Linked DNA regions of Homo sapiens: region 2 is linked to region 1. The links are chromatin contacts, found by Hi-C in ENCODE. All regions are on one chromosome and are shown on one strand. The core of a region is the stretch at or near the end of the contact, and the rest is flanking DNA. Distances in the headings are between cores, read along the strand shown. Region 1 holds the start of ITFG1-AS1 (ITFG1 antisense RNA 1). Region 2 holds the start of LINC02133 (long intergenic non-protein coding RNA 2133).

Region 1 (4,186 bases), core at 879-3,378:
CCCCTACCCTATCCAGCTCGATTTTATCAAGTTCTGCAGGTAAAGCGGTGTGACAGATCTACGCGATTTCATCCGGGGGTGCTCTCGGATGCACGGTCAGTAGCATGCTGACAACCTTACCGTAGTGAGGGCGCAATCCGACAACGGCAGAAAATTCAGATAAGCAACACGATCAGAAATCCTAGTGTGCATACGGTTTATCACGAAAGAGTAAAAACATTCCTTTCCCAGGAATGACTGTAAAAATTAGGAGTTAGAGATATGAAAGCCACAGGATGAATTTCAGAGTTGTTTTCAATTGTAATAAAGAAATCACTACGGATTTACGGTTTGTGAAATATTCATCAGCTAGAAAGTCCTAGGTTACCTTAGTACAAGCTGTAGATACGTTTACAGTGGGGTAGTTAAACGTTTCGAATTACTGAAATCTCAATTACGAATTTAGGAATATGTGGAGAGTAGACAATGTGTCCAATTAAAATCAAAAGCAAAATTACACTGAACTTTCTAATAAAACAAATTTGAAAAAAGTGCTGTTAGGGAGCAGGAAAAAAGTCACTCTACAAATATTAAGATACAGTGCTGAGTTATACATAACACCGTTAATAATGCCTCAGCCGTACCCTCGAAATTTTTAAAAAAAGAACATGTTACGACATTACAAACACGTCAGCTTTCAATTTAAATCAGCAGGGGGAAAAAGGGAAGTCCTTTACTGAGTGGTGGTGCTGTTTTCCCTCTGGAAATTGAAAAGACGATTTATTCAGTCCGAGTTTCAGGAGCAACTTTGTATCCCAATCCTAATTATCTATGTATATAAATTTTCATCTAAATTACCACCTCCTGGGAAATGCAAAGCCGGTGGAGTAGGTTTTAGAGCTCTGTGCTCTGGACAAGCCAACTGTTTTAATTCCCAGTACAACAAATTAGTAAGAACCGAACACCAGCGGCGGGGAATTCTGAGACCTCTGGCGGAGCGCGAGGAGCGCCGCGTCCCGGGAAGCACCCGAGCAGCAGCGCTCCCCGGGGGCCGGGACAAGCCGGGTCCGCGGCGCCCGCGCGCCGCCCCCGGAGCCCGCAGTGGTGCCGCAGCCTCCGTGGCCGCAGCAGGTGGGACCCGGCTGGCCCAGCAGGCCCCGTTCCCCGCCGCGAGGTGCAGGCGCCGCGGGGCTATTCGAAAACCACTGCACGACGTCACGGCCGCGGCTTTTATTGTTCTCGTGGAATTACTTTTTGCCATCACATCTGGAGAAAGAGCGGCCTCCGCTCCACGACAGGAATCTCACAACTTTGCAAAGGGATGCGCGGAATTCTACGGAAGCGGCGCGAGGGCGCAGCCCGGAGGGCCCTGCTGGGCCCAGGGGCCTCCTGGCCGCCTTCCCGACCCGATCCCTCTTCCCACACGCGCCCCGCGAACGTCGGCCGGACTCGCAGGGGTCGGAAGCGGCGCGCCCGGAGAGCCGGCGGAGCCGGGCAGGGCTCGCGCCCCGCGGTCCGCTCCGAGTAGCCGCGAGCCCCGCCAGACAAAGAGGCGCGTCGGGTCCCGGGCGCGGGTAAGGGACGCAGAGGCGCGGGCAGGGCGGCGCGCCAGCCTCGGCCCGCAGGGGGCGCCGTCCGTGGCCCCAGCCCCGGTCCTTACCTTTGAGGACCGAGCAGAGCCGCTCCAGGGCCATGTTCCCGAGCTGCCCGGCGCTTCGCGAAGGGCTGAGGTAGCGGCGGCGGTGGCTCGGCGCTCACGGCTCGGCGCGGCGGCGACGGCCCCACTCCGTCCCCATCGCCGGCCAGCAGCTGCCTCCCCGCTCCCCTGAGGAGAGCTCAGGTCCTGCGGCCCGCCATGCCCGAGCCCCACAGTGGGCTCCCGCGCGGCCCGAGCACCCCGACGGGCGCCGCCTCCTGCTCCGCGGCGCCCCGTCCCATCGACCGCCCGAGGGCCGAGGAGTGCGGACGCGCGGCGCGGGACCGGCAGGCAGCTCCGCCCGCGGCCCCGGCGCGGGATCCACTGAAGTGGCGGGCGCGGGGCGCCCAGGCTCATTTAAGGAGGGAGCGCGAGCGCCGCGTGCCGGCTGCGCCGCCTGTGCGCATGTGCCCGCCCCGCCCCGCCCCGCGCCGCGCCTCGCGCGCCCGCCGCGGCCTCGCGCCGTGGGACGGCGTCGCTCCCCGCCGGCTGCCGTTAGGGCTGGGAGCCGGCTGGGCGCGGGGGTAGTGAGGGTGCCTCTCGCCGTGGCTGCGCGGCGGCCTCGTCCGAGAGGCCGGCGCCGGGGCAGTGACCGGCCCGTGCCCAGCCGCCGCGCAGGGCGCCCGGGGCAGCTGGCCGAGCCCTCGATGCCTCCCGTCTGACGGAGGCGCCCGGGAAGCGCCGCCCACCTCGGCCCCGCACCCTCGCCGGCCTGCCGGGTCTCCGCCAGCCCTAGCAGACAGAGAGGGGCGCCGGTCCCTAGTCCCCCAGACCTCCATTCAAGGTCAAAACTTTGCCCAGCTCAGCCTTGCTCGACCCTGGGCAGGGAAGCGCGGACATCGGCAGAGGGAGCCCGAGGCTCTCCGTGCCCTTCGCGCCGGTGAGTTCCCGACCCGCGGCGCTGCCGGCGTTTCCCTAGCGCCCGCCAGGTTGACAGGCACTTTAGTACCAACTCCTCAGACTCCCCCTCATGAAGTAGGTTTTAGGGGATTGGAAAGTCGAGGCCAGAGAGGTGAAGCCCTTCGTCCAGAGCCGCGTAGCGAATGAGCGGCAGGGCTGTGCACCTCCCCCGGGGCTGCCCTCCTAGCAGCTAACCACTACGCTGGGCAGCTTCGCCAGCTGATGGGAGTCTCCAGGTCTGCCAACAACTGCCTGGCTGTTGGTGGTATTCATGATCCTGCTTTATTTTCTCCACAGCGGTTATCACACTGATATGACCTTCCTCATTTATTTATTTGTTCATCCTTTATATCTCCCTCACCCTCACACCATTAAAATATCAGCTGCTTGCAGGCAGGCCGACTGCATTCATTTTTTTCACTCCACACATACGTATTGGGTGTTAATTATGTGCAGAAGACAATGATTGGTGCTGGAGATAACAACCGTGATCAAGGCCTTACCATAATAGAATATTTATGCCTGTCTCTGCGTGTAGTAGGAACTCTGTAAACGTTTGTCTAACCAATTGTAGCTAAAGACAATGTCAGGCAACTGAAACATTTTTCAGGTGTTAAGCTCTTCTCTCTCACTTTGTATTCCTTCAAGAAAGGTACAAAAGCATAAATAATTCATGAGATTTACAAAGGAAAAACATACTTAACACCAATTAATATCGAGGTGTTTCACCCTTTGCCATGTGCTGTGAATGGGGGCATAAAAGATGGGTAAGTTTGGGTTCCTAAAGGTAACCACCTACTACAGTTAAGATCGCACACGAGAACCAATTAGGAAATAAAACATTTAAGAACTTTTTCCCACGGATATGAAAAGGTGGCTCACGCATGTAATCCCAGAACTTTGGGAGGCTGAGGCAGGCGGGTCACCCGAGGTCAGAGGTTTAAGACCAGCCTGGCCGACATGGTGAAACCCCATCTCTACTAAAAATACAAAAATTAGCTGGGCGTGGTGGCACGCGCCTGTAGTCCCAGCTACTAGGGAGGCTGAGGCAGGAGAATCGCTTGAACTGCACTCCAGCTTGGGCAACAGCGAGACTCCGTCTCAAATAATAATAATGATGTAGCATATTAGTAGAATAGGAGAGTAAGAAGACAATATTAAGTATAGGTTACAGACAACAGTGAACCAAAAAAATTTGAGAGGAAGGGGCTCTCAAATTAACATAATAGTTTCTTAATGTGAAGTTGTTGACTGAAGGAAAAATCTGCGTGTCATGTCATCAGAGAAGACTTCCTGAAGGAGGTGACACACAAACCATGGAAATGCTTGGGGTGGCGAGAGGAGAGGAGGCAGAAGAAGAGCTCAGCAGGCAGGGAGCAGGATGAGCCTGGAACGTGGGGCAAGTGTTGTGTTTGGTATAAAGAGGTTGGACATGGTGGGCTTTGATTATGGAGATAGGTGCTCAAATGCTAGTTAGGTAAATGATTACTTTTAATAGTGCAGTAATGGAGTTCTGGGAAGATTTCATCTGGCAGTTGAGGTTGTAATAAAAGGGGAGAGATTAGAGCAACCACAAGAATTCCAAAAGTAGATCTGTAATACTTCTACGTT
Region 2 (4,521 bases), core at 906-3,405, 710 kb after region 1:
TTGCCATGTAAGAATCTGGCCTCAATGCTGCCACATTTGATATATTTAGAAGAAACCGGAAACATGGCTTTGAATGTGAAATACTAGTCCTATCTTTTCAGTATTGGTAACAAATCCAATTCAGAAAAAAATATAGGGACCAAGCAAACTTGGTCTGTGACCCCCTTTTTATTTTTATCTTACCTAGATGGTAGACTTTTTGAGAGTGAGTCAAACAGGTAGGGCAGAAGTTGCAAATGATGACTTATTCCTCTTTGGAAAGGTTCTACTACCCAGAATTACCAGATGAGCCATGTGTCTCTCAAGAGACCAGGGTCCTACTATTTATTACCAGGTGGGTTTCCAGAAGGGGTCCATATGGGGCTTGAGGAAGCTAGTGCCTGGAGTGCTGAAATGTCCCAGGAATCTTCCAGTCATAACCTGTGACTGCACAGAGCAGTGCCTAATTAATGTCTATGGAATGAATGCACATTTTATGAGACAGCTCACTTATTCTGCAGCTGCAGGGAGATGGGCCATTTTGGCACTCTGATAGGGAGTCCTGGAGAACTGAGCCAAAATTTTAGTTTCTCCATTTGGGGGATGTGAACTTGGGCAAGTTATTTAACGTCTCTAATCCTGTTCCGTCACTTGAAAAATGGGGATAGTAAATAGATATCTTTCATTTTGTTGTGAGATGAGCGATAATATAGTTAAAGACTTGGCACATAGTAGTCAATAACAGCTATTAACATGGGGATCATGTAAGGATATACCCCTAGCCACAGAGGTTGGGTCCTGGATAGGCATGAGACACGGGTAGGGCCACTCAGAGACATGGCCATCCTTTGCTAAGATTTTTGCTGGAAATATTAGTAAAGCAAACCTCACTCTCCTGGGGAGGCTAAACTGGTAAGATGTAGGTAAGATGTTAAGATGTAGGTAATAAAATCGTTATATATACACACATATATATATATGTCCAGCTATACATATATATATATATGTCCAGCTATATATATATATGTCAGCTATATATATATATGTCAGCTATATATATATATGTCAGCTATATATATATATATCAGCTATTATATATATATATGTCAGCTATATATATATATATATGTCAGCTATATATATATATATATAGCTGGACAATGCGAGCTCAACAGAGTGAGATGGGGTCTCCCTTTGTTGCCCAGACTGGAGTACAGTGGTGCGATCATAGCTCACTGCAACCTGGAATGCCTGGGCTCAAGGCATTCTCCCATCTGCACCTCCTGAGTAGCTGGCACTACAGGCACACATCACCCATGACTGGCTAATTTATTTTTGTAGAGACAGGGTCTGGCCATCTTGCCCAGGCTGGTCTCAAACTCATGGCTCAAGCCATCCTTCCACCTTGGTCTCCCAAAGTGCTAGAATTATAGGCATGAACCCCCGCAGCTGGCTGGAAATATTTTTTTGACATTTGGATCCTGCTGTGCCCGAAGCTGAACTACCCCCAAGTGTCTCTATCATGGGAATAGTATGTCTTCTTTCATGCTTAGGTCAATTTCAGGTGGGTTTCTATCATCTGTACCCAAGAGTCTTGACCACTATAAACCTCTCTAAAGGGAAACAGGGGACCAGTGAAGTACAATGAGTTGTTTCTAAATGCCTATACATGGTGGGGATTTGGAGGAGTGATTTCTGTGTCAGCCAGAGGTCTGCATCTGTACAGCTGATAATTTATGGATGGAATACAGTGGCTTTCAAAAGATTCCTATTTATCTCATGTGGAGGGTTAACTGTATGATAGTACCGCCTTCCTGGTCACAACAGGGAAGCAGAGGCAGGGGAAACAGTGTGTTTGTGGAAGCTTGAAGTGAAATTGTTTTTTACAAATTCCTGACTCCAAGACCTTAGGAAGCAGGAGCGTCTCTGTTTTACAAGATTGATATCAAAACCAGAAACAACAAAGGAGCTATGACAATTTGGCAATAAGGTTTGGCAGCCACCTGCTGCCCTTGGCATCTCAGATCACTCTGAAGGACCTGACTCAAGGTAGATGGGTGTCCTTGTCTGTCCTTAGTTGCTCTGATTCCTGATCAGCATGCAGAGTTTCACAAGCCATGACTCAAAGTCAGCCACGAGGGCACAGCAGCCATAACCCTAGCGTCTAGCACCTGGTACAAACCGATGGCATCTCCCAGGCATTTCTGAACCATTTTCACGTGCCTCTACTCTCCGGCCGTCTCCACACCACCCTGTGTTCTGCCAAAGGGAGCTAAAATGAGCCCTGTTTTACCAAACCACTCAAGCACGGCTGACACAGTGTGTTGCTGCAGAAGGATCGGGGTGGGTGGGAGTAGGGACAGTGCAGAGAGAAAGAAAGGAGTGCATGCTACATCTCTCCCTCTCCAAGAGGACTTGGCAGAAAGCCCATGCATGTTTCAAGCTTGTTTTGACAGTTCCATGACAGGAGTCATAGGGCTGTAGCTGTAGAAAGCCCAAGAAACACATTTTTGTTATCCCATCAAAATCTTCCCGGGGAGCTACATTGTTGGGGCAAGTTATGTGTCATCACTGGCATCAAAAGAGAAAAAGAAATGAATGATCTGGCTCAGGTGCCAAGGCTCTCGTCCTGAGGAGGGAAATGACATTTATTGAGCCCCTGCAATAGCAACAACAAATTATTATTATTGGGCACTTTGCATGTGCCAGGCACTGGGATAAAACACAGGCATGGACTCAGCAATCCCGATGACTGTCCTTGGATACAGGCTGTGCTAATTATCCCCCTTTTAAAGACCAGGCAATGGAGGCGCAGAGGGGCCAGGTGATGTGCCCGAGGCTGCATGGCAGTAAGTGGCGAAGGTGGGATTTGAACTGGTTTGCCTCTCCCAGAGTCCAAATCCTTCCTTGCAACGCAGAGCTGCTCTGACTGTAAGGAGTGTGGGGTCTCTCCTCAGAGTCCCAGATACTCAGGATCTCATTTAATCTTCGCAACAACCCTGAGGCATAGGGGTTTTTAGATCTGCTTTACAGATGAAGAAACTGAGGTCCAGGGAGGCTTAGTGATGCCCAAAGCCACACCTCCAGAAGCAGCAGGATCTGCAGGCACAGCTGGGTGTCCTGGCCCTGGGTCAAGCGACTTTCCTACTGACTTCCACCCACAAGGGCTGCATGATGGTTAATACTGAGTAACAACTTGATCAGATTGAAGGATGCAAAGTATTGTTTCTGGGTGTGTCTTCGAGGGTGTTGCCAAAGGAGATTAATATTTGAGTCAGTGGGCTAGGGAAGGCAGACCCACCCTTAATCTGGTGGGCACAATCTAATCAGCTGCCAACGAATATAAAGCAGGCAGAAAAATGTGAAAAGGCGAGACTGGCTTAGCCTCCAGCCCATATCTTTCTCCCGTGCTGGATGCTTCCTGCCCTCGAACATCAGACTCCAAGTTCTTCAGTTTTGGGACTCTGCCTGGCTCTCCTTGCTCTTCAAGCCTGCAGATGGCCTATTGTGGGACCTTGTGATCATGTAAGTTAATACTTGATAAACTCCCTTATATATATGGATATATACATATATGGATATATATATGGATATATACATATATGGATATATATATGGATATATACATATATGGATATATATATATGGATATATACATATATGGATATATATGGATATATATGGATATATATGGATATATATGCATATATATATACACACATATATGTGTGTGGATATATATGATTATATATGTGTATATATACATACATATACATATGGATGTATATGTATATATGGATATGTATATATGTGTCATCACTGGCATATGTATATACATATACACATATGTATATACATATATGTATATATGTATATATGGATGTATACATATATATGGATATATCCTATTAGTTCTGTCCCTCTAGGGAACCCTGACTAACACAGGCAGCCAAAAGGACCAGCCGAATTTATATATAGACAATCAGGAAGTCTGTATTTTTTCTTTTTCTGTCTGATTTTGATCCTTTTCTTAGTGCAGAAAGGTATAGCAGGCTCTTTTGTAGTCATGGTGTGCTGAGAAGGGCACTCTCTCAGTTGGGGGCTTTGCTTTCAAGCAATGGTAGCACATTTGAGCTCAACTGAGTAAGAGGGATTCATTGGAAGGATATGGGCTTTATTATTTTTTCATTTAACAGCCATTTACTGAGCACCTAATATGTGCCAGGCACAATTCCAGGTGCTGAGATACTTCAGAGAACAAAACAAAGATCCTTGTGCATGTAGAACTTGGTTTCTTGTTCAGCAAGGGGGAGGGGAAGGGGAAGTGTGGGTGGACAGACAGTAAACAATAAAGAAAAAGCAAGTACAGCAGGTCCTCAGATAATGTAGTTTCATTATAACATTGATAAGAAAAAGAAATCAATTCCAGGCCGGGGCCCCTATCTTTGTGGAGTCTTCCACATTCTTTCCATTTCTGCATGGGTTTTCTCTGGGCACTCTGTTTCCTACCACATTCATAAGCTGTGCACATGGGATTCACTG

The links. A loop is a pair of places that touch in the nucleus more often than their neighbours do. Pooled maps may share reads with other maps.
Region 2: a loop to region 1 is called in a map of HAP-1, with 4 times the contacts of the local background. The contact joins the promoter of LINC02133 here to the promoter of ITFG1-AS1 in region 1. A Hi-C loop is called at or near these places in 1 of 168 maps with a recorded cell type or tissue (HAP-1), 2 of 37 single-sample maps with no recorded cell type and 4 of 50 pooled maps.

What each region holds. Positions count from the first base shown.
Region 1 is chr16:47,141,940-47,146,125 of GRCh38, forward strand. It overlaps ITFG1-AS1 (ITFG1 antisense RNA 1), which reads left to right and starts at 2,129. Exons shown (of 4, transcript NR_110904.1): 1 at 2,129-2,555. It overlaps NETO2 (neuropilin and tolloid like 2), which reads right to left and starts at 2,006. Exons shown (of 9, transcript NM_018092.5): 1 at 1,640-2,006. The coding sequence starts at 1,673. RefSeq lists silencers at 10-99, 110-159, 987-1,136, 1,307-2,146, 2,207-2,536.
Region 2 is chr16:47,856,426-47,860,946 of GRCh38, forward strand. LINC02133 (long intergenic non-protein coding RNA 2133) reads left to right here and starts at 2,156. Exons shown (of 6, transcript NR_110650.1): 1 at 2,156-3,504. The region is part of intron 1 of LINC02192 (long intergenic non-protein coding RNA 2192); the gene reads right to left.